Regions from separate parts of the Homo sapiens genome. Here region 2 is linked to region 1. Evidence: read pairs that join two places in POLR2A ChIA-PET (ENCODE). Cell type or tissue: PC-9. All regions are shown on one strand. Links, peaks and the distances in the headings refer to the core of each region. The heading gives the core; the rest is flanking DNA. Region 1 has its middle 74 kb from the start of LINC01488. Region 2 holds the start of LINC02747 (long intergenic non-protein coding RNA 2747).

What was found. Peaks named below come from ENCODE experiments on the same cell type or tissue, not always from the same donor. Only the 100,000 strongest peaks of a DNase experiment are listed, where the experiment ranks them.
Region 2: POLR2A ChIA-PET joins it to region 1 with 17 read pairs; 3 of 35 experiments call an interaction of 5 or more read pairs at or near these places.

Annotation. Positions count from the first base shown.
Region 1 is chr11:69,549,883-69,561,669 of GRCh38, forward strand. No RefSeq gene overlaps it. Among named protein-coding and RNA genes, the nearest start is that of LINC01488, 74 kb to the left of the region's middle. RefSeq lists enhancers at 2,396-2,540, 5,862-6,006, 6,920-7,064, 10,671-10,815 and cis regulatory regions at 2,468, 5,934, 6,992, 10,743. In PC-9, for the core only: no CTCF peak of the experiment used is centred there; no DNase peak of the experiment used is centred there.
Region 2 is chr11:69,474,241-69,486,027 of GRCh38, forward strand. It overlaps LINC02747 (long intergenic non-protein coding RNA 2747), which reads right to left and starts at 5,717. Exons shown (of 2, transcript NR_184307.2): 1 at 5,456-5,717; 2 at 1,364-3,373. LINC01488 (long intergenic non-protein coding RNA 1488) reads left to right here and starts at 7,423. Exons shown (of 4, transcript NR_185875.1): 1 at 7,423-7,543. RefSeq lists enhancers at 655-1,340, 1,341-2,025, 2,026-2,710, 2,711-3,395, 6,257-7,223 and 2 more. In PC-9, for the core only: no CTCF peak of the experiment used is centred there; no DNase peak of the experiment used is centred there.

The DNA.
Region 1 (11,787 bases), core at 3,149-8,148:
CTATATTTTTTTAAAAAAAGACTCCTGGAACTAACAAGCAGGTTTTCAAGGTCCTAAGATAGAAGATCACCACACAAAAATTAATCTTATTTCTATACACTAACAATGCACAACTGGAGTGATTTTTTTTTTTTTAATTTCGAGATGGAGTCTCGCTCTATTGACCAGGCTGGAGTGCAATGGCACAATCTCAGCTCACTGCAACCTCCACTTTCTGGGTTCAAGCAATTCTCTTGCCTCAGTCTCCTGAGTAGCTGGAATTACAGGCACCTGCCACCATACCCAGCTAATTTTTGTATTTTTAGTAGAGATGGGGTTTCACCATGTTGGTCAGGCTGGTCTCGAACTCCTGACCTCATTATCCACCTCGGCCTCCCAGAGTGCTGGGATTACAGGTATGAGCCACTGCACCTGGCCTCTTTTTGTTTGTTTGTTTGTTTGTTTTTAGAGACAGAATCTCACTCTGTCACCCAGGCTGGAGTTCAGTGACATGATCTTAGCTCGCTGCAACCTTTGCCTCCTAGGTTTAAGCGATTCTCCTACCTCAGCCTCCTGAGTAGCTGGGATTACAGGCGAGTGCCACCACGCCTGGCTAATTTTTGTATTTTTAGTAGAGACGGGGTTTCATCATGTTGGCCAGGCTGGTCTTGAACTCCTGGCCTCAGGCAACCCACCCACCTCAGCCTCCCAAAGTGCTGGGGTTACAGGCATAATCCAGCCAAATGGAGTGATTTTTTAAAAAGATTCCATATCACAAATTATCAGATGCAACACACACAATACTTATAAGGAAATGTAGAGTTCTAAATGATGAGTAATAAATCACATACAAGTCAGGTTTATCCCAGGAATACAAGCCTGATTTATACAAATATGTTAATTAGATTTAAATCTATTAATTAGATATAAAAATCTAATTAATGTAATTTACCACAATAACAGATTAAAAAAGCAAATTATATCTTAGTAAATGAAAAAGAAAGCATTCAATAAATGTCCATATCCAATCATGGTTTGAAAATTTTAGCAAAATAGGAATAGAAGGGAATTTCCTTCATCTGATAAAGAGTCTCTCCCAAAAATACCTACAATAACCATCATGCTTGGAGAAAAGCTAAAAGCATTCCTGTTAAGACCACAAAAGAGCCTCTCCCAAAAATACCTGCAATAACCATCATGCTTGGAGAAAAATTAAAAGCATTCCTGCTAAGACCACGTCCCAGACTCTTCTGTATAACACCAAACTGGAGTTGCTAACCTGTGCAGTAAGACATGAAAAGAAAATATAAAGGAAGAAAGACACAGAAAACTCTTCTTAGTTACAAATGAAAATACTGTCTACATAGAAACCTGAAAAGAACCTATGGAAAATTATCAATAAGACATTTAAATAAAGTGGGTGGGTACAAAACCAGCATATAAACCTCAATTGCATTTCTATAAAGCAGCAACAACTAGCAAACACAAGTCTTAAAAAGATGCCACTTACAACAGCAACATCAACAAACACAGGTATATGATGCATACATATATGTAAATAAACTGGGAATAAATCTAACAAAGATGTATCCAAATGGCGCTTTTTTTTTTTTTGACGGAGTCTCACTTTGTTGCCAAGCTGGAGTGCAGAGGCACAATCTTGGCTCACTGCAACCTCCGCCTCCTGGGTTCAAGTGATTCTCCTGGCTCAGCCTCCTGAGTAATTGGGATTACAGGAGTGCACCACCACGCCTGGCTAATTTTTGTGTTTTTAGTAGAGATGGGATTTCACCATGTTGGCCAGGATGATCTCAATCTCTTGACCTCATGATCCCCCCGTCTCAGCTTCCCAAAGTGCTGGGATTATAGGCATGAGCCACCACGCCCGGATGAGCATTTTTTTGATAAAAGACTCAGTATCTTAGAGGTATGGTTCTCCCCCAAATTGTATACAGATTCAGCACAGTTCCAGTACAAAAAGAAATCCTTCCACTCTTTGATGTATTTCAGTGCAGTTCCATCATTTTCACCATAGAGGGATTATCACTCACTTGCCCTGTGATCTTGGACAAGGTCTTGAGTTTTCTCAGCTGAGAAAATAAAAGGATGGGAACAGAAGATCCCTAACCCCCCTCCTGTGCTGAAAGCCTAAGATCCTTCAGGAGGAAGAGGCAGGTGAGGTACATCTGACACTTCGGCGTGGCTCCTGCTGAGGGCAATGAAATGATAAACCAGGCTGGGGTGGGTCTGAGACTCCACCCTATGACCTTGGCATCTAACAGGAGGTAAAATGGAAAGCAAATCATGACACGTCCCAAACATTATGTAATCATTGTAAATAGCTTTTAAAGGATTACATAGACATGGAAAATATTCACGACATGTTAAGTGGGAAAAAAATCACACACATCCTATAATTACAATTCTAAAGGCAAAGACAAGATCCAGGAGGCAAGGCCGCTCAAACTCTTAAGTTTCACTGTTTGATACTGTTGAGAAGCACAATAATGACCAATGAGCAGAAAGAGCATCAGTAAACGCTCCCACTTTCTAAGTCCTCTGGCAGGAAGTCTTTATTTGCTTCCCGGAGTTAGGACTGCGGCATCAGGGGTTTCAGGCCTAGGATTTGGGGTATGGGGTGTGTCAGGCCTAGGATTTGGGGCATCGTGGGTTTCAGGCCTAGGATTTAGGGCATCGGGGATTTCAGGCCTAGGATTTGGGGCATCGGGGATTTCAGGCCTAGGATTTGGGGCATCGGGGATTTCAGGCCTAGGATTTGGGGCATCGGGGATTTCAGGCCTAGGATTTGGGGTATCGGGGGTTTCAGGCCTAGGATTTGGGGTATCGGGTGTTTCAGGCCTAGGATTTGGGGCATCAGGGATTTCAGGCCTAGGATTTGGGGCATTGGGGATTTCAGGCCTAGGATTTGGGGTATCGGGGATTTCAGACCTAGGATTTGGGGTATCGGGTGTTTCAGGCCTAGGATTTGGGGCATCAGGGATTTCAGGCCTAGGATTCGGGGTATCAGGGGTTTCAGACCTAGGATTTGGGGCATCAGGGATTTCAGGCCTAGGATTTGGGGTATCGGGTGTTTCAGGCCTAGGATTTGGGGTATCGGGTGTTTCAGGCCTAGGATTTGCTTCCTGTCAAGGTACATGTGTCTGGGAGCTGGGGATGCTTCACCTTCGTGCCTGGCTCCTGGGAACATCACCAGATCCTGGTCTGTCTGTCTGGGACAGTGCACACTTTCCCAGCCCACAGGCGAAGTTGATGCTCCTGGGAGCACTTCCACTCCCCGACAAGTCTCTTCCTGTGTCGTGGTTGCTTACTTATCGTTGTCTCACCCTAGAAGGCAAGCGCCCAAGGCCAGGGCTGAGTTTTTCTTGTTCAGAGCTGTGTCCCCAGCATTCCTGTCCACAGATGTTTGTTGAATGACTGAATGAATGTATAGGAATCAGAAGCATTGGGAGGGAGCAAAGGCCAGAGTTTTGCTAGAAAGTCTGAGGGTGCTGGCCCTAGAAATCCCCAAGGTCCCTCCCTCATGTCCTACGTCGTGGCTACCCTTAAGTCTGACATGCCCTGGGCCATGGCTTCCAATGTCAGGAAGAGGCCAGCCAGGTCCCAGCCATGTCTCCGGCCTTGACCTTGGGCTAGTCCTCTGTATGCCAGGTCCAGACCCTCTGCTTAAGTCCAAGTAGGTGAAGGTGAAGTCAGTCTTTCCGCTACCTGGCTCCAGCCCTTGGCCAGGCCCAGCCCCAGGTAGACCTTCCCCAGACACCTCTTCCTCTGTCAAAGCTCTGGAGAAACTTGCTGGGGCTCTGCCACCAGGCCCCTCCCCACCACCAGGCCCTGCCCTCCCAGGGTCCACCCCCTGGGTCTTACTTTGAGGCCTCCCTGTTTCAGATGGTCCCCTGCTGTGAAGTCCTGTCTTGGCCAAAAAGGGTGCATGTGGCAGGGTGATTAAGCCGTGGGGCCTGGTTATGGATGTGGAGTGGGGGTGCCTGTGCTGGGGCCGGAACACAGCAGCCACGTTCCTCCACACACGCACACAGCAGTAGCTGAGGTTGGCCCCATGCTGTCACGGGTGTTCTCACCTGTGCCTCTCCATAGTCGGGAAGCAGGAAAGTGAGGGTCATCCCGCAGTTCTAGATGAGGAGCCCAATGTGATGGGACTGCAAGTGGAGGAGCGGGACCTAGAGCCCAGGCTCCCGTTTCCCTGCCCAGGGCCCTCCCAGGGGCGCAACCTCTATGCACTGCTGTGTTGCTACCACCTCACTGCAGGAGCCAGAGGAGTGAGGACAGCCCCTTTGTGCCAACACTATGAATGAATGTATGGGAATCATAAGAAGATGACCAGGCCGTGTTGGAGCCAGGGGCCACATTGCCCCGCTTGAGTGTCCATCCACTGGCCCCTGACTCCTTTCCCCACCATGCCCCCAGCTGTTGCCAGCCCCACTCCCACCTGGGAAAGCAAGATTTGTGCAGGCCCCTCATTCCCCCGGCTCCTGCCTGGCCAGAGCCCACCACTGCACCACAGGATAAACATACATGCTGCGAAGGGAGACTTTGTGTGTGTCTCATGAGGCTCAACAACGGTGATGACCCCCGAGAAGATGCAATAAAAAGGACAACCTAGCCGGGTGCGGTGGCCCACGCCTGTAATCCCAGCACTTTGGGAGGCCGAGGTGGGCGGATCAAGAGGTCAGGAGATCGAGACCATCCTGGCTAACACGGTGAAACCCTGTCTCTACTAAAAATACAAAAAATTAGCTGGGTGTGGTGGTGGGCGCCTGTAGTCCCAGCTACTTGGGAGGCTGGGGCAGGAGAATGGCGTGAACCCGGGAGGTGGAGGTTGCAGTGAGCAGAGATAGCACCACTGCAGTCCGCCCTGGGCGAAAGAGCAAGACTCCGTCTCTCAAAAAAAAAAAAAAAAAAAAAAAAAAAAGACAACCTAATTTTGAAATTGGCAGAGGAATTGAACAGACATTTCTCCAAAGGAGCTATACAAATGGCCAAAGAGCCCATGAAAAGATGGCCAACAATGCTCCGTGCATCTTACAAACAAACCTTTTTAAAACCCAGCTAGGAAGTTCAGGGTCAAATCTGGAATTTCACACTGGCAACATTAGCTCAGGGAAGTGGTGGGGCAGCCCTCAGGCAGCTGAGCCATGCAGGAATGAGTATCCCGTGAAACATCAGCTGTCAAAGGCCCAGCCGACCCAGGAGGGTCACACTGCTTCCGCCTCAGTGCCGCCCTACCCTGGGCAGCTTCAGGATTCCAGAGGGGTCATGTGCTCTGAGGAGTGACCCTAAATGTGGCAGAGGGATCTAGTGACCGCCCAAAGCAAGCAGGACAGATCCCTGGAGTGCCAGCCCCTTTCCATGGGTGAAAGGTGATTCTGGTCTGCTGTTCTGGGTCCGAGGAAGGGCTGAAAAATGGGAGCAGAGGACCGTTCGAGCCCCTTCCCTGTCCCCAGATCCTCCTTCAGGGCTGCCAGTTGTTCTGTGCTCGTTCCATACATGCCTGCGGGGTCTGTCTCTGAATTTCCTGCATGACACGGTCAATCCAGGGGATAGTAAAAGGAAGGCAGAAGGTTTGCCCTGAATACTGGAAAAGAGTTCAAAAGTGTGTTAGTCTAGCATTTCTCTGGGGATATTTTGTAGATAGCCCACTTTTTTTTTTTTTTTTTTTTTGAGACAGAGTCTCGCTCTGTTGCTCAGGCTGGAGTGCAGTGGCGCGATCTCGGTTCACCACAACCTCCGCCTCCCAGGTTCAAGCAATTCTCCTGTCTCAGCCTCCGGAGTAACTGGGATTACAGGCGCCCGCCACCACGCTCAGCTAATTTTTGTATTTTAGTAGAGACAGGGTTTCACCATGTTGGCCAGGCTGGCCTGGAACTCCTGACCTCAAGCGATCCGCCCTCCTCGGCCTCCCAAAGTGCTGGGATTACAGGTGTGAGCCACTGCGCCCGGCCGATATCCCACTTTGCTGAAGGCTTTTGTGATCTAATATATTTGGAAAATACTAATGCCATTTTTTTTAAAGAAGGCTTTTTGTTGTTGTTGTTTCAAGTCTACACAGATCCCTGAATATGCAAAACTGCCCTGGATTTTTCCAAGAGAAAAATTTGCACCGTTTCACAAACTCACTTTTTGGAGGGACTTTGTCTCAGTGAACCATGAGGTATCAGTGTTCCATGAAATATACATGAGGGAATCCCAATCTAGCCCTGTTCCTTCATCTTGCAGACGGGGAGACCAAGGCAAGAGGGAGTGGTAGACAGCTGATTAAGGCCACACAGAGAACCAGGATGAGGGCCCTGGTCCCCAGGTGGCTGTCTCTCAGTTCCTTCCCCTGTTCTTACATCATTTGCTGGGCTAGTGCAAAATGAAAATGCAAGATCCCTTGTTCAAACCCTAGTAAGAATTTCAAGATGGTGATCGCAGGGCATTGCAGCAGGTGCAGGCCCGTCTAGGCACGCTGGGCTCGCCTGTGCAGCCGGCTCTGCTCCCTCAGCAGCCCAGAAGGGCCCTAGAGGACACTCCCCTGAGCACAAACCCAAACACCCCAGCTCTGCTCCTCACTAGCCCAGCCACCTGGGATACAGCACTCAGTCTCTCTGAGCCTCAGTTTCCACTTCCTGAAAGTGGGGTTGTAATGTCACCTGTTTCACTGCTGTGGAGGAGTGGTTGCACAACATTGCAAACAGAAATCAGGGCCGGGAATGGTGGCTCACACCTGGAATCCCAGCACTTTCGGAGGCTGAGGCGGGTGGATCACCTGAGGTCAGGAGTTCGAGACCAGCCTGGCCCACATGGCAAAACCAGTCTGTACTAAAAGTACAAAAAATAGCTGGGCATGGTGGTGCATGCCTGTAATTCCAGCTACTCAGGAGGCTGAGACAAGAGAATTTCTTGAACCCAGGAGGCGGAAGTTGCAGCGAGCTGAGATCACTGCGCTCCAGCCTGGGCGACAGAACAAGACTCTATCTCAAAAAAAAAAAAAAAAAAAGAGAGAGAAATCATTTCCAGTCTTATTCAAAATTTAAAAAGATCCAAGCCTGTGCCTAGAGGGGGCTAGGCCTGCCCACTTCTTGGACCCTAGAGCCTCGAAATCCCCTCCGCCTTTGGCCTGGGGTCTTTGTTCAGTTGTATTGCTATAAAGGAATACTTGAGGCTGGGTAATTGCTAAGAAAAGAGGTTCATTTGGCTCATGGTTCTGCAGGCTGTACAGGAATCATGGTGCTGGCATCTGCTTCTGGTGAGGCCTCAGGAAGCTTCCACTCACCTTGGCAGAAGGCAATGGGAAGCTGGCGAGAGAGGAAGGAAGAGAGAGCAGAGGGCCCAGATCTTCAACCATCAGTTCTCACACAAACTAATAGTGAGAACTCACTCATTACCAGGAGAACGCACCAAGTCATTCATGAAGGATTCGCCTCCATGACCCAAACAACTCCCACCAGGACCCTCCTCCAAGCTTGGGGGTCTAATTCCAACATGGGATTTGGAGAAGACATGGGAACTGTACCCAAAACATGGCAGCTGGATGCTTCTGAACACACTGACGGTGGCTGCTACCAAGAGGGAGAGCGAAGTCACAACAATACCGGCCTGCAGGTTCACCTCCCCATACCAGGCACTTTACAGCACCATTTCCAATTCCCGGGAAACAGGGCCACAAACATAGGAGGCAAGACTCCATTCCAGGTCCGTCTGCTCTGAGGCCTCCATTCCCTCCTCTATATGGGGGGTTTAGTTTCCCACCTTACTTAAAGCCTGTCTGCACTAAGTAAACTCAGTGAGAAAGGCAGGGTGCCCAGTGCCTGGGTACAGCAAAGGCTAAATGCATTTGGCAGTTATTGCTAGTATCATTTTTTGTTTTGTTTTGCTTTTTATGAGATAGACTCTTGTTCTGTCACCCAGGCTGGCGTTCAGTGGCACGATCTTGGCTCAGTGCAACCTCTGCCTCCTGGGCTCAAGCTGTTCTCCTGCCTCAGCCTCCCGAATAGCTGGGATTACAGGCGCATGCCACCACACCTGGCTAATTTTTGTATTTTTAGTAGAAATGGGGTTTCTCCATGTTGGCCAGGCTGGTCTAGAACTCCTGACCTCAAGTGATCCACCTGCCGCGGCCTCCCAAAGTTCTGGGATTATAGGCGTCAGCCACCACGCCCAATCTGTATCATTATTCGGTGATTATTTTGGGTGCGGTTTGGGACTTGCAGCATAATATAATTTTTCTCATTGATTTTTACATGTATCACAGCACCACTGCTTTCCCACCATAACCTTGGGCAAGTCCCCTCACCCCTCTCTGCCTCAGTTTCCCGTCTGTGAAATGTCCCTAATGCAAGCCCCCATCCCAGAGGGCTGCTGAGCTGATTAAATCAGCTACTACATGGAAAACTCCCAGGAGAGCGTTCGGCAGAAAGAAGATGTTTTGATAAATGTTGGCTATTCTTAGTATCTACACCATGTAAAGTAAGCTTACGAGTCTAACTGGGCAGCGGTCTTAGCTTGTTCATTCACTCTGTGCCAGTGTAACTCATTCCCTAGGCCTCCTTAAGGACAAACCAGGCACGCTTGGATGCGTTAGTCTGAGATCCTTTGGCCACCTGTCTCCTGTGGGGTCCAGGAAAGGGCCCCATATGAACCAGCTGCATCTGGTGGATAGAGGCACCCCAAACACTGCTTTCACCACTGTCATCGAGCGCTTTCTTGTTTGGTCTCGTAGGTTCAGTGGAAATCTCTGACTTTTTCCTCCCACATTCTGCTCCTTGCCTATGTCTTAGAAATAACAACCCATTCTCAAACTAGAAAGAAGCTAAGGCCACGTGGGCCTTTTCTTGTTGTTTCACGTGGGTGAAACAACACCCCGAACCCAACAAAGCGCTCTCTTTTCTTTCTCTGATTTTCCTTCCGCTCCCACAGCCTCTCCCACCACCACATCTGTCGGTTATCTGTCACATCACATCCTGTAAGTATGAGGATGCTTTTTGATCTACCGGTTACATGATAAGAATAAAGACTTTCCTAAAGCGACTTTATGTGGTGCCGTTAAAAGAACACAAACCTAGGCTCACACATAATGCCACATCTGGGAAATGACGGCTCTGGGGTTTCTCTGCCTCCCGGGTCCCTCTCAGATCAGCCCTGGATGCTGAGCGTCAGGGGTTGTGGGGGCGAGGGGAAGGGATGGGGAATGTGCCTATTTCTATGAAAAATTGAGTAAAAGAAGACTCAGTTCTCCAGTGCTGCAATGAAGTGTGCAAATGCCAGCCTCGGCCAGCAGACCTCCATCCGTGTACCTAAAGGCTTATTTTAAGTAGCTGTGTCTGGTCAAAAAGGGTTCACCTGGTCAGGAAGTGGTCACAGGCTTTTTAGGAGGGCCAAGCCAACACATAAAGGGAAGATAGAGGCACACATAGCAGCCTCAGAGCCCCGGCTCTTTGTCATTCCTGGGTCCAAGGCGAGGACCCTTCACTGGAGAAAGAGCCCTGGGGCTGAAGGGGCCTTGGAATCTGCAGCTGAGATGGGCCAGACAGATAGCCCTGGGTTCCCACAAAGGAAGTTCCTGCTCAATAAGGCTCTCCCAGCGACTCATATGCTGTTCTCAGAGGTCCTGCCCCACACTCCCCTAAAATGGGCAAAAAGAGGCCATGCACCCATAAAGAGATCCTGCGTTTTCCTGTTTTCTCTTCAAATGCTCTTGCTCTGCGTTTTTTCTCTCTTTTATTCAGATGATAATCACATATGACATAAAATTTACCATTTTAAAGTGAAAAATTACTGTCTAGTCCCAAACCATTTTATCACCCTCTCCAGAAACATCCATTCATTAGCAATCACACACCCTACCCCCAGCCTGGAGGCCACCAATCTACTCTCCGTCTCCATAGATTGGCCTGGTCTGGACATTTCAGAGAAATAGGATTGTACAATATGTGGTCTTTTGTGTCTAACTTTTCTTTCTTTATTTATTTTTTGAGACATGTCATGCTCTGTTGCCCAGGCTGGAGTGCAGTGTCGTGATCTCTGCTCACTGCAGCCTCTGCCTCCCAAGTTCAAGCAATTCTCCTGCCTCGGCCTCCCTAGTAGCTGGGATTACAGGTGTGTGCCACCACACCCAGCTAAGTTTTGTATTTTTTGTAGAGATGGGGTTTCACCATGTTGCCCAGGCTGGTATCGAACTCCTGAGCTCAAGTGATTTGCCTACCTTAGCCTCCCAAAGTGCTAGGATTACAGGCATGAGCCACCATGCCTGGCCTAAAAAATGTATATCTTAATTTTAAAATATTGCCAAAAAGTGCTAACAATCACCTGAACGCTCAGCGGGTTGTCATCTTTTTGCTGGTGGAAGGTCTTGCCTCGATGTTGATGGCTGCTGGCTGATCAGGGTGGTGGTTGCTGAAGGCTGGGGTGGCTGTGGCAATTTGTAAAAATAAGATAACAATGAAGTTGGCTACCTTGATGATTGACTCTTCCTTTCAGGAAAGATTTTTCTGTAGAATGCAATGCTGTTAGACAGCATTTTAGCCACAGTGGAAATTCTTTCAAAATTGGAGTCTGCTCCAATTTTATCCACTCAATTTATCCACTCAATTTATGGAATATTCTAAATCCTGTGTTGTCATTTCAACAGTGGGCATAGACTTTTCACTAGGAGTAAATTCCATCTCGATAAATCACTTTCTCTGCTCACCCACAAGAAGCAACTCCTCACTCATTCAAATTTTCTCATAAGATTGCAGGAACCCAGTCCCTTCTTCAGGCTCCACCTCTAATTCTAATTCTCACTATATCCACCACATCTGCAGTGACTTCCTCCACTGAAGCCTTGAAATCCTCAAAGTCAACAATGAGGGTTGGAATCAAACTTCTAAACTCCTGCTAGTATTGATGTTTTCACCTTCTCTCATGAATCATGAGTGTTCTTAATGGCATCTGGAATGATGAATCCTTTCCAGAAGGTTTTTAATTTACTTTGCCCAGATCCATCAGAGGAATCGCTATCTAAGGCAGCAATAGTCCTGTGAGACACATTAGATGTTTCTTAAATAATAAGATTTGAAAGTTGAAATGACTCCTTTATCTGTGGGCTACAGGATGGATGTTATGCTTTCCGGTATGATTACATTAATGTCAACATTATCTCCTTGCACGTCTCTACCAGAGCACATGATTCAATGACCAGGTGCATTGTCAATGAACAGTAATATTTTGAATGGAATATTTTTTCTGAGCAGTAAGTTCTCAACAGTAGCCTTAAAATATTCAGCAAACCATGTTGTAAACAGATATGCTGTCATCCAGGCTTTGTTATTCCATTTATAGAGCATAGGCAGAGTAGATTTAGCATAATTGTTACGGGTCCTAGAATTTTTAGAATGGCAAGTGAGTGTAGGATTCAATTTAAAGTCATCAGCTGCATTAGCCTCTAACAAGAGTGTAAGCCTGTCCTTTGAAGCTTTGACTTCTCCTTCTCTAGCTGTGAAAGTCCTCGATGCCATCTTCTACTAGAAAGCTGTTTTGTCTACATTGAAAACCTGATCTTTAGTGTAGCCACCTTCATCAATGGTCTCAGCTAGATCATCTGGATAACTTGCTGCAGCTTCTCCGTCAGCACTTGCTGCTTCACCTTGCACTTCTATTTTATGGAAATGGCTTCTTTCCTTAACCTCATGTACAACCTCCGCTAGTTTCCTTCTTTTTTTCTGCAGCTTCCTCACATCTCTCAGCCTTCATAGAATTGAAAGCTGGGTGTGGTGGCTCGCGCCTGTAATCCCAGCACTTTGGGAGGCCAAGGTG
Region 2 (11,787 bases), core at 2,421-7,420, 76 kb before region 1:
TGACAATTTCCTGTGTCCTGTGGACTCTGGCCCCACTGGATTGGAAGGGCCAGGAAGGCAGACAAGGAGGCACTTCCTCTACATCTCACAGTGCAGACAGGACCCAGGCTAGCGTGCCACCCTCAGAGGTACTTGGAAAACCTTTGCTCAGTTGGACTGGATGAGACTGGGTTGCACTGAATTGAATTAACTGAGTTCAGTGGAAATGAACTAAATCAAATCAATAACACCCTTGTCTGGCAGTAACACAGTCTCATCTCCAACAATGTCTCTAGGGTGGGAACCATGTTTCACCCACTCTGGTCTCCCCCTCCAGATGAGCACAGGGCTGGGAAGTAGGCCAGGGCTCGAGGCTGTTTGGCTGACACAGGTTGACCATATTTGTAAAGATTGCCTCTCCTCTGGATCCAAAAACTCCAGAATAGGAATTGTCTACCCATCTCCTTCATCTGTGTTTATGCCGCGATTTTTGGAGGGTAGGGGGCTCCAACCGTGGGCCAGAGGCTTTGCTGGGTCTTGGGGATGTTAGGGTAAATTCCCTTATTTAAGTGATCTTGTTTATGATTTATTATTATTTAATTTGCTTACTTTGCTGCCTCCAGGGCCCAGCAGAATTTGCTGAGCCCCAAAGCTCATGACCCGGCAGGTGAGGTGAGCACAAAGAAGCCTCAGAGGTGGGGGTGGAGGGAAAGCTACGCAGGAGCTCTGCGGAAGGCCCAAGGGGTGTTCGGGGCACACGAGGGGTGTTCTGCCCCAACAGTGGGGTCCGGGAAGGCTTCACAGATGAGGGAACCCGGGCAAAAATCACACACAGGACTTGGCAGGATGGGCACAGCAGAGTAGCAGTTCTGGAGGAGACAGAAGCCTGAACCTGCGTGTCGGGTTGGCACAGCCAGAGGTGGCCAGGGAGGGGTAGGTCAAGGAGGCCTTCCTTGCCTCCTTGAGGAGTTCAGGGTTGTCCCAAAAGCAAGTGAGGAAACCTGGAGGATGGCGTGATTGATGGTGCCACGGTTCCCAGGCCTTCCCCACTCCCAGATCCATGCCCTCTGCTGCGTGACTTTGCTGTTCCTCACCTGGACATGCGCACCTCCTGCCCCACAGAGGCTGGGCTCCAGCCAACGGGCCATGGGCAGCAGTGGTGGGAACAGAGGTTTGAATTGTCCCTGCACAGAGCCAATGCTGAGAGCAGGTGCCCAGCAGCTGCCGACCCCAGGAAGCAGAGAGGCCTTGTGCAGACCCAGAGCCTGAGCCCAGCCGAGCCCCCTGGAACCAGCCTCATCCCCTCCCATTGCTTCCCGGGGTCGCTTCCCAAATCAGATGCTGTCTCCGTCAGTTCAGACTGCCAACACAACACCACAGACTGTGCGGTTTAAATCGCAAACATTTATTTCTCACAGTTCTGGAGGCTGGAACTCCACGACCAAGTCACTGGCAGATTCAATGGCTGTTTGCAGGTGGCCGTCTTCTTGTGGGGTCCTCGTGCGACAGAGAGCAGAGACAGAGCCGGTTCTCTGGGCCTCTTCTTATCAGGCCACTAATTTCATCACGGGGCCGCACCCTCAGGACTCAACTACATTCCACAGGTCCCCTCTCCTAATGCCATCACATTGGGAGTTAAGGCTTCAACATATGTATTTAGGGAGGACGCACACATTTGGTCCGTAGCGAGAATTCAGACTCAAGCCCTTGCCTCAGGCTCTAATGCACCCAAACCCAGCAGCCACGCACCGCACACCCTGGAGAGCGTGCAGGGGACCCCTGGGTGGGTGAGGACAGGTTTTGGGACTCAGGAGCTAGTCCCTGGGTTTGTCTCGTCAGCCTTCGCCCACCCCTTGACCTCGAATGGGCCTCCTGACCCAGAACATGGGGATCGGGGCCTGGGAAGGTTGAGGGAAGCATTAAATGAGGTGGCCCTTTGTCATGTATCTGGCACCCCATAGGCGCTCAAATGGTGCAACGAGGATGCCACGGCCCTAACCTGCAAACACGTTTCCACGACTTCACGCCGGAGGCAGCCAAAACGCTTCCCGGCTCCCCTTCCCTGGGGCCCTCCTGGCAGTCCCTGGAGCCAGCCCCTTGGCTCCTGCCTGGCCCCTCCTAGGCAGCCGGCCTGTCCCAGAGTCCCCACCCAGCCCTGGCACCGGCAGGCAACAGACGCTTGCTGGTGGGTGGTCGGGAGCACGTGCCTGGGGAGAGCTGCCTCCACACCATTCACTGATCTAATCAATATCCTGCTCCTCCCGAGAACCCGATCACAGGCCCATCCAAGTGGGGGTCTGGCTGTGACCCCTTCTTCACCCCGAACTTCCCCCATGGCCACCACCTCCCCCTTCCCTCTCCCCAGCCCGCTGGGGTGGGCCGCTGGGAGGAAGCCCATCTCTGACGTGGACCCCGCATACAGGGGGTCGTGGGCCTGTCAGATTGGGTCACCCGAATCAAGGGTGATGATAAAACCTGTCCCTCCAAATTAGGCCAGAGCCCCCGGAGCCCCGCTGATTACAGCCTGTGCACCGAGGACAAAGGGTCCCTCTAGGGTCATTAATATGGATTGAGGCCCATTGTTTTCTCAAATTAGGCCACAGGGAGCGCTTCTTGGGGAAGCACATAGCGGGTGAGGGTTCCTGGGGTCCCGCCCAGGGTCCTGCGAGGCCAGGCTGGAGAGCCAGCAAGGAAGAGGCCAGACCATTCCCAGGCTGAAGGCTCGGGCTCGGGGGTGAGGCCAGGGCCAGTGGGCTTCCCCAGCTCACCTGCAGAATGTTCTGGAGAAATAAAAGGATCCCTCTGAGTACCTGCTGGGACTGAGTGAGCATTCTTAACTTACACAGAGGGTCTTGCTGTCTGCAAAGCGTTTTAGATTCTCAATGCCTTTCAACCTCCAGCACCTTGGGAATTCCACTCCAATTCTTAGTGTGGGAAAGTGAGGCTCCGAAAGGTCCAAAGGCTGTCTCGCTGGTTCGCAAGCCTGAATGCAGGTGCCCCTCCTTCAGCTCGTGACATGCCACATCACCGTGGGACTCACTGCCCGCGTTCAAGAACAAGGATGGCCCAGATACATCGCATGCACACGTCACCGTGACGACAGCCATGGGCTGAGCACATGAAGGCCTCAGATCCTACAGGAGGTTGCCCTCTGCCTCTTCTCATCTGACGCCTAGCCCAGTAGCCTGGGGCTTCGCTGGGTCCTGGACGCTTGTTCACATGCTCACCACACTTTACAGTTTATCGTGTAACATTGCTCCATTATTTCCTGTGAGCTTTGCAACAGATCATTTTTTCGGGTTGAGTTCAATGGCAGCACGGTGTCATCTCTATTCCAGGAGAGAGAAGGCTCCGGGAGCCAAGAGGTCCTCACAGGCTGTCACAACCTGGCTGCCTGTGGGGAGGAGCAGAGGTCAAGGTTGAAGGGATGAAGACCCTCACCCTGTCCTCACCTGGCTGAGGTGCGGTGGGGCAGAAGGACTCATAGCCAGCACCCTGCACCCTGCAGGGCGAAACTGGGCTCAGGAAAAGAATGAGCCCCAAGCTGCCACAGCCTGGGATAGGAGGGTTCCTGCCCAGGACTTTTTAAGGGGCAGGATGTGGGAACAGCAGGGCAGCTACGAGATTCGTGGAGCCCTGTGCAAGACGAAAATGCAAGATGAAAATGCAAGACCCTCCTTCCAGGACGATCAGAGCATCCAACCATGTGCAGGGCCCTTCTGAGCCCGTGGCCCCTGTGGTGGGGATGGGGCGAGGAACAGTTCATTCAATACCTGTCTGACAAGCACCTGTCTGCTTCGTGCCAGGCACTGCCCTGGACAAAATGGGTGCAAGTTCTTTCTCCGTGGGTCCGAGAGGGGCTGCTAACAAATGAATAACAAAATGGCTGCAGGTCATGCCGCTGCTCCATAGAAAACAGACCGGGGGTGAGGCAGGATATTGCTGGGGGACCCCTTAGTGGATAGAATGATCAGAAAAATGGAGGCTCCCAGAGGACGAGGGTAAGCCGTGTGGGGCAGTAAGACAGGAGTAGGGAACAGCCCAACAACGGAGTGGAGGCTGGAAAGTTGCTGCTTGGTCCTCCGTCCTGCTGACTCCCTGCACAGGTACCGAGAGGGATCGGAGTCCCCACCCCTGGGGAGGACTTGCACCCCCGCCTCCACCCCTGTGCTGAGCCCAAGCCTCTGCAAGTCCCTGGGGACCTGCCTCCTGCACCCTGACCGCCTGCTCCTGTCTTTCCTCACTCACACCTCTGCTCAGGGCTGGGCTGGCGTCTTCTCTCCCCAGATGGATGTGTTTTAATATTTCACAAAGGAATATGTTCCTAAAAAATAGCAATTAGGCTGGGCGAGGTGGCTCATGCCTGTAATCCCAGCACTTTGGGAGGCTGAGGTGGGGAGGATCACCCTGGGGTCAGGAGTTTAAGACCAACCTGGTCAACATGTTTCTACCAAAAAACACAAAAATTAGCCTGGTGTGGTGGTGAGCACCTGTAATTCCAGCTACTCAGCAGGTTGAGGCAGGAGAATGGCTTAAACCCAGGAGTCGAGGCAGGAGAATCACTTGAACCCAGGAGTTGGAGGCTGCAGCGAGCCGAGATTGTGCCACTGCACTCTAGCCTGGGTGACAGAGCGAGACTCTGTCTCAAAAAAAGAAACCAGCAATCAGATGGCAAGATATCATAATAAGTTTTTACATGAAAATATAAAGTTACAAAACAACACTCTGATGTGACTTAGAAAAAACAAGTGTGGGCCAGGTGCGGTGGCTCACGCCTGTAATCCCAGCACTTTGGGAGGCTGAAGCCGGTGTATAACTTGAGGTCAGGAGTTCGAGACTAGCCTGGCCAATGTGATGAAACCCTGTCTCTACTAAAAATACAAAAAATTGACGGGCATAATGGCGGGCACCTGCAATCCCAGCTACTCGGGAGGCTGAGGCAGGAGAATCCCTTGAACCCAGGAGGCGGAGGTTGCAGTGAGCCAAGATCGCGCCACTGCCCTCCAGCCTGGGTGACAAAGTGAGACTCTGTCTCAAAAAAAAAAAAAAAAAAAAAAAGAGAGAGAGAGAGAGGAGAGAGAGAGAAAAGAAAAAACAAGTGGGTGGTATATATGTGGAAGAACATAAAAAAGACCAGAAGGAACCACATCTCAGTGTCAGCATGTGAGCTCTGATGGTCTCTGCTGAGGTTGCCTGCGGTGCCCTAACTCTTCTCTGTTTTCTGATTGCTTTTGCAATCAACAGGTATTATTCTCATGAGCAGAAAAACGCCCTGTTGTGCACATTTGGGATGAGAGAAGGGTGCTGCAGGTGAGGAGAAGACAAAGGGGTGGAGTGGGCCAGCTTCTCTAGTGTGGCATCTTCTCCTCTCCTCCTTGCCTGGCTGCCTGGAGCCTGAGGGTCACAGCCTCCAGCCTCTTGGCTTGCACTCTCGGCCTCTGCACGCAGCCTTATCTTCCCCAGAACGCACACTCACCTTCCGCTTCCCTCAGGACCTGCCACCTCCAAACCTCTGCCCATGCTGGGTCCTCCACTGGGCCACCCTCTCCTGCCCAGCTCGGCAGGTGCACATCTTCCTAGCCTGGGGGGCCTGCTCAGAAGGCAGCTCTTTCAGGAAGCCCCTGGCTGGAGAGACCCCACCTTCCTGCCGCCTCCTCTGGCCTCTCTGGTGAGCTGCCCACTCTCTTCCTTGAGTCAGAGTTCAAGGTGTGGCTGTCTTGCCTGTGAGGGCAAAGTCTGCAGCCGACTCGTCTCCCTGGCTGTCAGCTCCACAAGGCGGGCGGGTGCTCAGTAAACATTACTAAACTCATCAGCCCCCTTTGGGCAAACGGGACAGTGGGGCGAGGCCTGGCGTGGCTGGAAAAGCAGTCTGGATGCCCCAGTTGCGGCTGGCTCAACGGCTTTATCTGACAGCCCTGGGCACCAAGACAAAGAGGCGTTCCCTGGCTGCCTTGGCCTCCTCTCTCCCAGGGGAAGGCAGGGTGACATGGCGAGCCTGGGCCACACAGTGAGCCCAGGCCGGAGCCAGCAGCCGGTTCCCAACACTGGCTAGGGCCCTTCTGCAGGCCTGACCCTGAGCACATCCCAGGACCCCGTCAGCTTCCCAGGGAGAGTTCCCAGGAGTCTGTGCTGGCGTGGAGAGGAGCTGGGGGCCCCTGGGTGTGCGGCTGCAGACGTCACGGGCACCCAGAACCCTGACCAGAGTCAATGTTGTCGTCCCCTTGGCATGCTGGAAAAAAAATTGCTCAGACAGGGCTGGAGGGCTCTCAGACCCTTTGTATCCTCTTCTCTGAGTCTTGGGAAATTGAGAAGTCCTCTGAGAGCTTCCCTTCACCTGATAGTCCCACCCTCAGGATGGAGCTGAGGCAGAGTCTGCACTCCTCAACCCTCTTCTCTGTGAAACAGTTAGGAAATGTCTGCAGACATCATCATCCGGACTCAACTCCTCTTCCCTGCTATGAATCGTGAAACAAAGTGTTCAGGTCACCACAGTGAGGACTCTGGCACTGAGCCGGCACTGGGCGGGATCAGTAGCTTGGATGGAATGCCGGCAGGGTCCCTGCTGACCTCATCATGTGGAAGAGTTTCGGAGAGGTCAGGAGTTGCCAAGGGCCTGCAGACAACGCCGTGTGAGGAGGACAGTGTGAGGTAGCACAGGCCTCTTCGATTCCCAAGGTTCCCTGGAATCCTCAGGATTCCCAAGGAACCCTTGGATCACCCCAGCACCACCTAGCCCAGGGACAGAGCCAGGCCTGAGTGCACAGCCCGCTAGCAACTGTGTAACAGGTGCCAGGCACCTACAGTGTGCTGGGCATGGGGCTGAGGTGGGGCTGTGCTGGCAATGCTGCAGACAGCATGTTTACACCAAGCACAGCTACAAGCCCAGGACCAGCTTCCCTCCTTCCGTCAGAGCAGCCACTGGGGCAGCCAGTGTTACTAGATCCCCACTTGACACATGAGGAGGCACCAGGAGGCTGTGCCACTCAGCCGATCTAGCGGTCCACACATCAGAGTCCATACTCTGCCACCATTAGAATGGGGCTTGTGATGGCTGCCCTCACTCAGTTCAGGGGTCCCCACCAGAATCTCTCAGGCCACACCCTGGGACCTCAGATACACTCTGGGCAAGTGGCAGGGGCCCTGAAAGGTCCAGAGTCCAGCCAACTTCAGGTCTCCCAGGCAAAAGGAGCCAGACCTCCCACTCACCCCCTCGAACCCAGCAGTCACTCCAACAGGGCTTCTCTGACAGTCCAGGCTGATGCAGCTCACTGTGGCAAAAGACCTTCCCTGAATCAGGTCCTCACATAGAGGCCCATGCAGCCCTCTGGGAATGCGGAGGCTGGGGGCAGCCATAGACACTGGAGCTCCTTCCCTGTGACAAGTGCCATCCCATGGGGAGGAGCCAAGCCCAACGAACACCCCAAGGCAAGAGGGAAGAGCTCTGTGGGGCAGAGGGCAGCCTGAGCATCTGCAAACAGAGTGGCTCACAGAGAGGACACCTGCCCTGAGGACACCTGCAGGAGATCCCTACAGAGGAAGGGCTAGACCAGGCTCCATCCAGCAAGTAAGGTCTCTAACAGCTTTGAGATCGTAAGCCCTTTAAATAGGGAGGGAGGTGGGTGAATGGATGGATGGATGGATGGATGAGTAGATGGACGGGTGGATGATTGAATGGGTGGATGGATGGATGAGTGGATGGTTGGATGAGTGGATGGATGGATAGATGAGTAGATGGATGGATGGATGATTGAATGGGTGGATGGATGGATGAGTGGATGGACGGACAGATGGATGGATGGATGGATGGATGAGTGAGTGGTGTATTAGTCTATTCTCATGCTGCTAACAAAGACATACCTGAGACTGCATAATTTATGAAGGAAAGAGGTTTAATGGACTCACAGTTCCACATGGCTGGGGAGGCCTCACAATCATGGCAGAAGGCAAAAGAGAAGCAAAGGCACATCTTACATGGAGGCAGGCAAGAGAGCATGTGCAGGGGAACTCCCATTTATAAAACCATCAGATCTCATGAGACTCATTCACTACCATGAGAACAGTATGGGGTAAACCGCCCCCATGATTCAATTATCTCCATCTGGCCCTGCCCTGGACACATGGGGATTATTACAATTTAAGGTGAGATGTGAGTGGGGACACAACCAAACAATATCAAGTAGATGGATGGATGAATGGATGGATGGATGAGTGGATGGATGGACGAGTGGATGGATGAATGGATGGATGGATGCATGCATGGATAGATGGATGAGTGCATGAATGGATGAGTGGATGGACGGATGGATGAATGGATGGATGATGAGTGGATGGATGAGTAGGTGGATGGATGAGTAGGTGGATGGATGAGTAGGTGGATGAATGGATGAGTGGATGGATGGGTAAATGGATGGATGGATGGATAGATGGATGGATGAATGGATGGAAGAAAGGAAGAGAGAGAAGAAAGTTACATTGATTGATTTATATAGTTTGTCATACCAGAAAGTTCTGCAGACTGGACTGCTTACAAACAGATGTTTCTTCTTTCACCGTCCTGGAGGCTAGACGTCTGAGATCAAGGTGTGGCAGGGCTGGTTCTTCTGCAGTCTCTTTCCTTGGCTCGTAGACAGCATCTTCTCCTCACATTTTCACAGGGTTGTTCCTCTATGTGGGTCCGTATCCTAATCTTATGAGGATGCCAGTCATATTGAATGAGGACCCACCCTGGTGACCTCCTTTTAATTTGATTACATCTGTAAAGATCCTGTATCCAAATAATGTTACATTCCGGGGTCCTGGGAGTTAAGACTTCAACATACGAATTGTGGGGGGATGTGATTCAGCCCATAACAGTTAAGCTATCACAGATACTTCTGAGGTCCGTGGAAGGAGAGAGTGTGGGTACTCATGACTTCCCAGAGTCCCAGCAATGCTACCCAGAGCAGGTCTGTGCAAGGGAGGGCAGCCATCTGCTTTTCCACGGTCTGGAGTCCCCTTCTTTCTTTCATCAGGACTCCGAGTCCTCTGCCCCATGGACCCCTCTTCCCAAACTTCTCTCTGGTCAGGACTTACACTCTGGAGCCTACAGGTGGAGCCTGGGGTGGAATTCCACTTCCTCCACTTATCAGCTGTGTGTCTTTGGGCCTCTTATTTAACCTCTCTGGACTTCAGGTTCCTTCTCTATAAAGTAGGATCATGATATGCCCTACCTCATAGGTTTTTATGAGGATAAAATGAGGGACATTCATGGGATATTGGAACAGTGCTGACCCCTAGCAAGCACTAGGTCAGTGTTTGCTAAATAAATGAAGAAACCATCTCCATGGGTAGGCTGAAGGTAGAACAGCGTCGGGACTTGTCTGTGACCCGGGCTCAGAGGGCTGTGGGCTCAGAGGAGGGGAAGAGGCTGCTGTGGTCAGGCCCACGTCCAGAGGGGGCTTTTGCTTAGCAGAGGCTGCTGGCCAGGCAGCCCCAGCCGCACCCCATTTTATGCATATGAGAGAGAAATGCAGGCGTGATGGTCTGCAATTGTCCCTTTTGTTTACAGCATTTGTTGGAGCATATTTCTGGCAAGGAAGCTGACAATAAACCAAGGCCCGGGCCGGCCCGGCTGGCGGGCAGCAAATGAAGACAGCTGCCGAGGCGGGTGCCTCCCGGTGGGCTGGGGCCGGAAACCAGGGGCTCTGTCTCAGGCGCTTCAAAGAAGAGCCTTTGTCTAAGGCAGCCGAGCCAAGGGCCCCGCAGGGGCAGGCGGGCTGGGGCTCTGGGTGATGCCCGACTCACTCCACGACCTCACACGGGCAGCTCCCGCTCTCCAGGCCTCAGGTTCCCAGCTGCGAAGTAAAGGGGAACTAGGGCCCTAGGTACCTGCTGTGAGCCCTGTGTCAGCTCCAGGGAAGGGAGGGTGCTCTTGGGGTGCCCCCTCACTCCTTAGAACCTGCGTTCTGCAGCTTCGAGATAGAGAGCGACCTCAGAACACTCAGCCAAGAAACAGACAGGCCAGGGCATGGCCTCCAGACAGGAGGTCATGGGAGAAGGAGAGTCAGCGCTGCCCGGTGAGAGGACACAGAGGCTCTGTGGGAGAAGGGAGGGACAGTCCCGGCATGAGTACACACAGAACCTGGCAGGAGGGTCTTCTAATGGCCACTGGGCCTGCACCCCTGCTGTGGGCCCAGAGCCCCATGCACCTGCTTCTTGTCCACCTCCAGAAGGGTGTTGCCTTCTGCACATCCTTGTTGAATGATGTCCCAAGGGAGCCCTGAGATGTCACAACTTCAGGTGACTCCCCTGCCTCCCAAGGACACTTACAGAGGTGTTTTCACAAAGGACACCTCACAAAGGCACAGCTTTTAAGGACCTCTAGTGTGAAACGGGAATGTTTCAGGCACTAGAAAAGGCCCAGCAGTTTCTGGAAGGAGAAGAGGACACCCCTCTGACTCTGCCAAGTGGGCCGGCCCTGTGTCGCGCTGGCCCACGCAGCTGCTGAGCCCTGCTGTTGGGCAGCAATCAGCGATGGGTGGCCGTGGGCAGGTTCCCTGCACTCCTGGGGCCTCGTCTTCAGTCTGTGCTTTGCATTGTCCTCCTCCTGCTGGGTCAAACCCTGGGCTCAGGACCGTCTGCAGGTCACCTCCTCCCTGAAGCCGTCCACAGCACCAGAGTCTTCACTGGCTCCTTTGTTTTCTCTGAAGGCAGAGAATCTTCTAGTGCATGTGATTTACAATGGTTTGTGTCCTGGTCTTATCTGCTACTGCTGACCAGTAGTTTGACACAAGTGGGCTGTGCTAAAATCTCTGAACCACCCAACCCCCCGCCACCACCACTCACCCCACACCTTGTCCTGAGCTCAGCATGTCACTGCGTATGGGAAGTGGGGGGCGGGGTGGAGTTCATGGCCAGATCCTCCAGGTCAGGTGCTTTGCAGGCTAAATCTTACTTGACCTCCTAGCAATTGGGTGATGTAGTGCCCAGGCCACAGATGAGGATCCAGAGAGTAGGAGAGGCAAAGGGTTTTCCCCCAGGAACATGATGGAGCCAGGAGTTGGACCCAGACCCTTAAGGTTCCAAGGTCTTCTCATCCCCTCTCAGTCGAGGTCAGCTGGAGGGGAGAATAAATGTGCTGGGGGCTCAGGAGTTCTTGGAGTCAGGGTTGATGATGCCACTGACCTCACTGGACTTAACATTCATTCAACAAATATTTGTCCCAGACACCAGAAGAACCAGGGGAAGCTCCACCCCTAGCCCCAGGTGCCTGCCTAGGCGCAGGCAACACTGCGGATGAGGTGGGACCCTCTCTTGGGGGCGTGAGCTAGAAGAGCAGGCATTGGCCATAGGCTCTGGCTTGCTGCAGAGGTGCCTTTTGTCTGGCAAGGGGAGCACAGGTGGGGGATGGGGCTGGCCCCAGCCAGGACATTGTCTGTGTCACTCAGCAGCAGACTGACTGGCGCCTGCTGCCTGGCCAGCAATGCTGACCCCTCTGCCTGCCCTAGCCAATATTTGAGGTCAGGAGGCAAGTACAGCATCTGTGGGCAGACGACAGGGCCAATGGGGTTCTCCTCCAGGCCTTCTGCTGCCACTCTGCTTCCTGAAGCCAGGAGGCCCAGTTCAGGTGCTCCGCCAGGGCTCCCGTGGTCCTGCCTGCAGGGGCGAGGTAGCAGGACCCCCTTGTTTAGCCTCTGCTGCATCCTTAGCTGCAGCAGGGAGCCTGCCAGGCAGGTGTGCGGTGAGTACCTCTCGCCGAGGCCCCCTAGGCACTCTTGTGTCAGGGTGGTGCTGTCTGAGATCCTGGAGGCATCTCAAATGGGGACCCTT